Linked DNA regions of Homo sapiens: region 1 is linked to region 2. A link is a contact called in ENCODE Hi-C or POLR2A ChIA-PET data. All regions are on one chromosome and are shown on one strand. Each heading gives the region's core, a stretch centred on a gene start or an enhancer-like site at or near the end of the contact. The rest is flanking DNA. Distances are from core to core; before and after follow the strand shown. Region 1 overlaps BRD10 (bromodomain containing 10). Region 2 overlaps ERMP1 (endoplasmic reticulum metallopeptidase 1).

Region 1 (4,056 bases), core at 1,430-3,929, 150 kb before region 2:
AGGGAAGAAGAGAGAGAGAGAGGATAGAGAGGAGTAATAGTCTCATGAAAACAGTGGTTCTTATGCCTAGTTTACAATATGAATACCACGGCATTACTCATAAAGAAACTTGGCAACTGTCTCACAGGGAAATAGATCATTTGCTTCAAATACACACATTAATAAAATAGGAGATAGTGCTAGTCACTAGTAAACTTTGCTGTTAAATGCAAAACTTAGTTTTGTCTCTCAAAATAATTTTATGTAGTGTGTTACTTTATTTGAGTCTTCCACATGTAAGAAGACTATTATATAATAAAGTGAATTCATTCCCTGCCCAAAAGTTCTAGCGATATGGTATTTAGCACCTCAGATTCTGTAAATTATTTGTTTTGTTCAAGGTGTTTTAAATATCACATTTCTAGCATTAAACATAAAAATATAGAAATATTTAGTCAGAAGATCTTCATATTATTCATTCTGAAATATCTTGCTTCTGAAAATAATGAACCTGTTTTTGGATAGATAATAGATCCCTTTTGTAAAACCTGACCAGTTTGCCAAAGGACCAGTCTTCTTTAAATTGACAGAAAGCATGCTTAGATAGAGATAAATGAAAGGGTTAAATTGTGAAGTTTTTTTTTTTTAAGTCCTAATGAGTTTTTAAAAATGTTTTGACCTCAGCTGCTTTTTAGTTTGACAATGTTTTTGTTGACTTTTTTTAAAGCTAGAACTTGAACTTGCCCCCCTATTTGCTTCAGAAAGAATCCATGTTTATATACACACCTAATATCTGCACCCAGGTTTAGAAAATAATCATCCTACTCCTATTTAGAGTATACACTGTGAGCATTCAAATGGTGGATTGGATTTGTATGTGTGGCAGGGTGGGGTGGGGGTGTGTGTGTGTGTGTGTGTGTGTGTGTGTGTGTGTGTGTGTACAGTCAGCCCTCTGTATCTGTAGGTTCTGCATCTGTGCATTCAACCTTGGATTGAAAATATTTTCTTAAATGTGTCCGTACTAAACATGTACTGATTTTTTTTCTTGTCATTATTCCCTAAACAATATGATATAACAACAATTTATATCACAACTATATTGTATTAGGTATTATAAGTAATGTAGAGATGACCTAAAGTATATGGGAGGATGTGTTATATGCAGATACTATACCACTTTATATCAAGGTCTTAAGCATCCTTGGATTTTGGTATCCGCAGGGTTCAGAGGTGAGTCCTGGAACCAGTACCCCACGGATACCGAGGGACGACTGTATATTGTAAAGGGTCTAACCAAATGTGTGCCACTTTTTCCTAAGAGTTATGTCAGTGGTTCTCAAACTTTAGATAGTATAAAAATAATGTGATACCTTTATTTAAAATGAAGATTGTTGGTTTCATCCTCCAAAAGACCTTGATTCAGTGGGTACCAGTAATCTGCATAGTGGTTAAACACAAGGGTTCTGCAACCAGGCTACCTACTTGGGTTTGAATGCCAGCTCTACCACTGATTAACTCTGTGGGGTAAGGTATTTAACTTCTCCATGATTCCAGTTTCTCATTTGTACAGTGGGGTAATAATAGTACCTTCCTTGTAGAGTTGTGAGGATTGAATGATACAGCTTACTGTTTTAGCCATTTTTATTGTTTTCAAATAAGCAGGTCAGTCGCTTCTGGTGAAAAACACTGAATTATGAATAGGAAAATCAATTAAAAATGGCATAAAAACATCTATTATTGACCCTTAGCACTCTTTCCATTTACTTAAAACCTTGAAATAAATCTTGGATTTGGTCTTAATGAAAGTGGCACATGATTAAGCCTACAAGAATTTGAAAAGTGGAAAACCAAGTAATAGTATTTGCATCATTATGTTTGATGAGAGTGAAAACTTACGTTTATCCCTGTTGTATTGTTATGATGCATTATATATTTGTCATGTAGGGGAAATTGTTGGATTTTTTAGTGATAATTATAGAATATTGGTGATTTAAGCTTTTATATCAACTTTAACATTTACTTACGACTTTGTTAAATTGGTAAAATTCTTTTTCCTTTATCTGTTTTGTAATCAAAGAAAGACTATTAGACTGAAAAGTGAATATCAGTTTTCCTAATAGTTACTTTTTCCTAAAAAGTCTTTTCATTTAACATTTAAGAGAGAAATCTAATGTTATATGACTTATCTTTTGTACATAATTATGACAGAAAGTTACAGGAAGTATTTTTAAAAACTAATGTGTTGAGTCTCAATAACATAAGTTTTAAAAATAATTTAACAGCCTTAGTTACCCTAAGTCTGCTTTTCAACAATAACCAAAAAAAAATCTTCCATGCAGTGTGCCCTTGCTCCCATTTCATATGCATGATTGATTTTAAAGGCTGCTTTGCAGAAGAACTCCAGAATCCAGCTGCTAAGACTTATATTACATTGTTTTCAAACATAAGAAAAAACTCACTGATCCTTAACATACCTCTGAAAAAACTATACTTCTCCATCTAACCAATGGAGAAACTAAGGGATAAGAAATAAAGTACTGCAACATAACAAATTGAAACCAAAATTAAAATTAGGGTTTTGTTGTTGTTGTTGTTGTTGTTGTTTGTTTGTTTGTTTTGAGACGGAGTCTCGCTCTGCCGCCAGACTGGAGTGCAGTGGCACAATCCTGGCTTACTGCAATCTCTGACTTCCTGGTTCAAGCGATTCTCTGTGGTTTCCTCTATCAGTGTGTCATCTTAGGTCATTTTACCTCTGTTAGTTTAATCAGCTTTTTAACTGCTTACTGTATTAAGATGTTTTGATTATATCATTATTTTGAATTGCTCCCTCTTAAAATGAATATTTTTAACCTCCGCTTTTTGTTTCACTTTTAACAGCAGGAGTTCTTCCCCCTTAAAATTAATATAGTTCTCCCTTAAAAATATATATAGTTCATTGAGAGAAACATCTGTGTTTAATCACATGGTTGTTTATCAGACTAATTTGGCTTTCATGTCACAAGTGATATCCTTATTTGCAAGTTTTTAAGTAGTCCTTGTTGCTGGTATGGTGATGATAAGAAATAAAAAGAAATTTTCCCATCTGCATAGTTTTAGCAGATGCCATTATAATTTTAGTTTAAATACAATATAAATTTTGAATTTATACCATGCATTTAGTATTTCACTTATTATTTTTATAATAAATTACAGGATCTTTTTATTAGAACGGGAGTGAATGTGTGATCCCTTTTGTCTGGACCTATTCATTTTTACTTTTCTACATTGTTTTCCTTTTGCTTTGCTTTTTAATATAATCTACCATATTGTTTGTATTTTTTAATGTTACCTTATGTCCTTTTTTGGAGCAAGTAAATATCTTTTAGACCTATTGAATTTCTATCCAAAGGACATAATTTCTAGTTTGAAGTATCAGTAAAGTAAGGAATGATTTATTATGTAGTTCTGAGATACGGTCATGGAGTTTTTTTTTTTATCTCTACAGGGCCTCCCCACTCCCACCACATACATACATTGCTGCTTGTTGAGTTGAAGAGAGGACCTTTTAATATTACCATTTAATAAAAATGAAAGCTTAGATATAAACTGAATCCTAAAACTATAATACAAGTTCAGTTGTTAGATTTCTTTATTTTTGTGTTGTTATAAAGACCCTTTTAAAAAGAATATAATATAGTAGGAGAAGTCCTGGGTTCTGTGGTTTCCTCTAGCAGTGTGTCATCTTAGGTCACTTTACCTCTGTTAGTTTAATTACCTTTTATATGAATTGGAGATAGGTCTCTTTAGCCTAGGCTAAGGCTTGGACAAATTACACATTTTTAGTCCCTTTCAGCTCTGAGATCTGTGATTTTGTAGCTCTGCCATGGATTATATTAAATGAAAGGTTAACTTGAGGGAGTGTGACAGCCTTGGAGAGGTTCTTGCTGGGAGATAAAACTCTTCTTGTAACCTCTGTGGCTTGACTGAAAACCTCCTCTCATAAGTGTTAGCAATGTGACCTGACTGTAATCTGAGCTGCTATGGAGTTTCGTGTTCACCCCTGCAGGCCCTGTGCCTCAGATACGTTTTTCAAATGCA
Region 2 (3,639 bases), core at 593-3,092:
CCACTAGAATGAATTTGTAATATTTCTGTGTTTGTGGTTTGTGTTTCAGATTAACTTCATCTACCTTGCCAAGAGCACAAAAAAAACCATGCTAACTTTAACTTTGGTATGTGCAATTACATTCCTCCTTGTTTGCAGTGGAACATTTTTTCCATATAGCTCCAATCCTGCTAATCCGAAGCCAAAGAGAGTGTTTCTTCAGGTGAGCAGTTTTGCATGAGGTATTTGAGATCTGGAAAGGAAGCCCTGTGTGTTTTGAGCTTCAGTAGTGAATAGCAAGCGCAGCTGACTTTTCTGCTGTTGACCTATTTAGTCATACTCACCTTTTTTGTGTGTAAGGCAGTGAGGAGAAGACTGACTGTCAAGAGGCATTCTTATCAGCTAGACATATATCTCCCAGGAGACTGAATTGGAAATGTTTGCTTGTTTTTATTACTATTCAAATTATAAAACTGCATCTATTTGGAAAAACAGGAGCAAATATTTATTATGGAATAATGAGTTTTTAGAAATATAGATTGTAAAAATGTATACAGGCTGAGTAAAATCTAAACTGTCAACTGGCAAAATAAAATTGATGTTTAGAAGTGCTAGTAAAATTAATCTTAAGTAACATTCAAAGTGATATGTGATAGTGAAACTATAACTTAGAAAGGGTTTAATAAAGTGAGTTTTAGGACTTACTTTCTTTTCTCTTTTTTTAAAATGGAGTCTTGGTCTGTTGCCCAGGCTGGAGTGCAGTGGAACGATCTTGGCTCACTGCAACCTCTGCCCCCTCGGTTCAAGTGATTCTCCTGCCTCAGACTCCCAAGTAGCTGGTATTACAGGCGCTCGCCACCACGCCTGGCTAATTTTTGTATTTTTAGTGGAGACAGGGTTTCACTACGTTGGCCAGGCTGTTCTTGAATTCCTGACCTCAGGTGATCCACCCACCTCGGCCTCCCAAAGTGCTTGGGATTACAGGTGTGAGCCACCACACCTGGCCAGTTTGAGGACTTATTTTAGATCTCAACTTTTTCTTCAAATTTTTTAGACCTGGTACTATAAAGCAGTAAGCCTCAATTCTAGTCATCTCTGTTAGAGATGGCTAAATTGTTAGTTTTTCTAAATTGTTTTTAAAAGTTCTCATACTACACAAATTATCTTATGCCTTATACCCATCCCTTTCTCATGTTTGTGAACACATACTAACATATTGTATATTTTGCATAATTCTTATTTGTATTTTATACTCTGTAAGTGAAAGATCCTGCTTCAAGATAACATATACCCTTAAGGGCAAGAGTCACATCTAACCTAATCTAGCCAAACAGAAATGCCAGAGGAATTATACCTAGATAATTATTCAAGGACTTAAAAAATTAAAAACACTTAGGAGGTTTTGAAAAGGGGCCAAATAACAATTCCTTGTTATAGTCCTGAAGGACACTGTGATAAATTTTATGTGAGATTTTACAATTTGTAAAACCTTTAGTGAAGAACGGATTTTTTTTTAGGAGGTTCAGTGTGTTTTTCATGATGTATTAAGTTTTATAATTATGTCAGTAATACTTAGGAAAAGCAGGATTTTTATTTTTAAAAAGTCATTTTCTGATTTGTTTGGGGGTTCTCTTCCACTGTGCCAGAAGTTGGCAAACTTTTCCTGTAAAGGACAAGATAATATTTTGGGCTTTGTCAGCAATACAGTCTGTTGCAGTGAAACAGAGCGAAAGCAGCAACAGAGTATACCCAAACAAATGAGTGTGGCCATGTTCAAATAATGGTTCGTATATAAAAACAGTCAGTGGACAGTTTGCCCTGTTGGCTGCAGTTTGCCGGCTCCTGCCCTATGCAGTGTTTTTTTTTGTTTGTTTTTTTCCTGATTGGTATTCTTCAGGCTGGTTTCTGCCGTGAATAAAGTTATTTCAAATGGAGCACGGTGCCTTTTCATAGAATTCTGTTAGGCACAAGGCTGTCATCTAGTGGTGAGCTGCAATTCCCACTTTTCTCTGCACATGAATTAGCTTCATAAAACACTAATAGGGAAATGAGTGTGTATGTATATATGTGCTTAGGATGTATTTGTTTTAAATCCTTATCTAAAAGCAGCTCTAACATTAACGTCTTTTAAGTCTGAAATAGTAAGTTTCAAAAACATTTTATAGGAATCCTAAATATATTTGGAAGATACAATAAAACAATAATCTATATATCTATTTTCCAGTTTAAAATAAAGAACGCTAGCAGTACCTTAGAAACTCTCAGTGTCTTATTCACTTGCTCCATATCCACATCATTTCTTGGTATTGTCATACTCCATTTTTGTAATCTGGGGTGGGAATGTGGGTGTACTAGTTGAAACAGTTTTTTCACTAGTCTTTTTTTTTCAGCATATGACTAGAACATTCCATGACTTGGAAGGAAATGCAGTTAAACGGGACTCTGGAATATGGATCAATGGGTTTGATTATACTGGAATTTCTCACATAACCCCTCACATTCCTGAGATCAATGATAGTATCCGAGCTCACTGTGAGGAGAATGCACCTCTTTGTGGTTTTCCTTGGTATCTTCCAGTGCACTTTCTGATCAGGTTGGTTCATTATTTTTCTGCTTAAGGTTAGTTTGTTCTCAAGTCTTGTCACCATATCAGTACTCTTATCATTTAAACTGCCATCCTTTAATATACAAGTTCAGTGGTGTTTGTACTATTTTTTCTATCATTATGAAACTTTTTTTTTTTTTTTAGTGGAATAAAGCACTCAGAAGAGTAGTTTTGTTTTTTCAAATTTTAAAAATCTTTTCTCTAGAAACCTGAGTGGTTAGAAAAGGTGGCCCTTCTAACTAATATAATAGCCAATAAGCATCTATCTCAAAAATTGTGGCCGGGCACGGTGGCTCATGCCTGTAATCCCAGCACTTTGGGAGGCCGAGGCGGGTGGATCACCTGAGGTCGGGAGTTCGAGACCAGCCTGACAAACCTGGAGAAACCGTGTCTCTACTAAAAATATAAAATTAGCCGGGCATGGTGGTGCATGCCTGTAATCCCAGGTACTCGGGAGGCTGAGGCAGGGGAATTGCTTGAACCCGGGAGGTGGAGGTTGCGGTGAGCCGATATCGCGCCATTTCACTCCAGCCTGGGCAACAACAGCAAAACTCTGTCTCTCAAAGAAAAAAAAAAATTGTTTTCTCTGGGAAGATTTTATAGCTTGGCAGTGAAGGACTGGATGAGAAGAAATAGGATGGGTGGTGGAATCAAGATCACCTAGGTTACTCCTTTGTTCTTAACATTGGGAAGGTTTTATTACAAAATAACCTAAATTTGTTGGAGTTGGCATTGCTTATCATGTCTGTCAGTTTATTTTCATACCCAAAAATGTGTTCATATATGCTGAACAGTTCTGTGAGTTACAGATAGCCATCAAATAATAAAGCACCCTAAAACTGAAGCTTCCTTTCTAAATAGGAAAAACTGGTATCTTCCTGCCCCAGAAGTTTCTCCAAGAAATCCTCCTCATTTCCGACTCATATCCAAAGAACAGACACCTTGGGATTCTATAAAATTGACTTTTGAAGCAACAGGTAAGTCATATAATAGTTTTTTCTCCCCTCCTTTATTTCTTAAACTTGTTAATAAGTGGCATGTATGTTTTTCCCTCA

Evidence for each region. Hi-C counts contacts between places; a loop is a spot of excess contacts on that map. ChIA-PET counts read pairs that join two places held with the same protein, here RNA polymerase II (POLR2A). Pooled maps may share reads with other maps.
Region 1: a loop to region 2 is called in a pooled map, with 2.4 times the contacts of the local background. The contact joins two enhancer-like sites. A Hi-C loop is called at or near these places in 1 of 168 maps with a recorded cell type or tissue (PC-3) and 3 of 50 pooled maps. POLR2A ChIA-PET finds 5 or more read pairs at or near these places in 1 of 52 experiments (activated T-cell).

The regions. Positions count from the first base shown.
Region 1 is chr9:5,947,899-5,951,954 of GRCh38, reverse strand. All of the region lies in intron 4 of BRD10 (bromodomain containing 10), which reads left to right. Among named protein-coding and RNA genes, the nearest start is that of MIR4665, 58 kb to the left of the region's middle. Within about 2 kb of position 2,679, at least 6 of the 41 ENCODE cell types and tissues checked have a DNase peak (open chromatin) inside an H3K27ac peak, as active enhancers do.
Region 2 is chr9:5,797,739-5,801,377 of GRCh38, reverse strand. ERMP1 (endoplasmic reticulum metallopeptidase 1) reads left to right here. Exons shown (of 15, transcript NM_024896.3): 11 at 50-202; 12 at 2,370-2,572; 13 at 3,446-3,561. Among named protein-coding and RNA genes, the nearest start is that of ERMP1, 34 kb to the left of the region's middle. Within about 2 kb of position 1,842, at least 3 of the 41 ENCODE cell types and tissues checked have a DNase peak (open chromatin) inside an H3K27ac peak, as active enhancers do.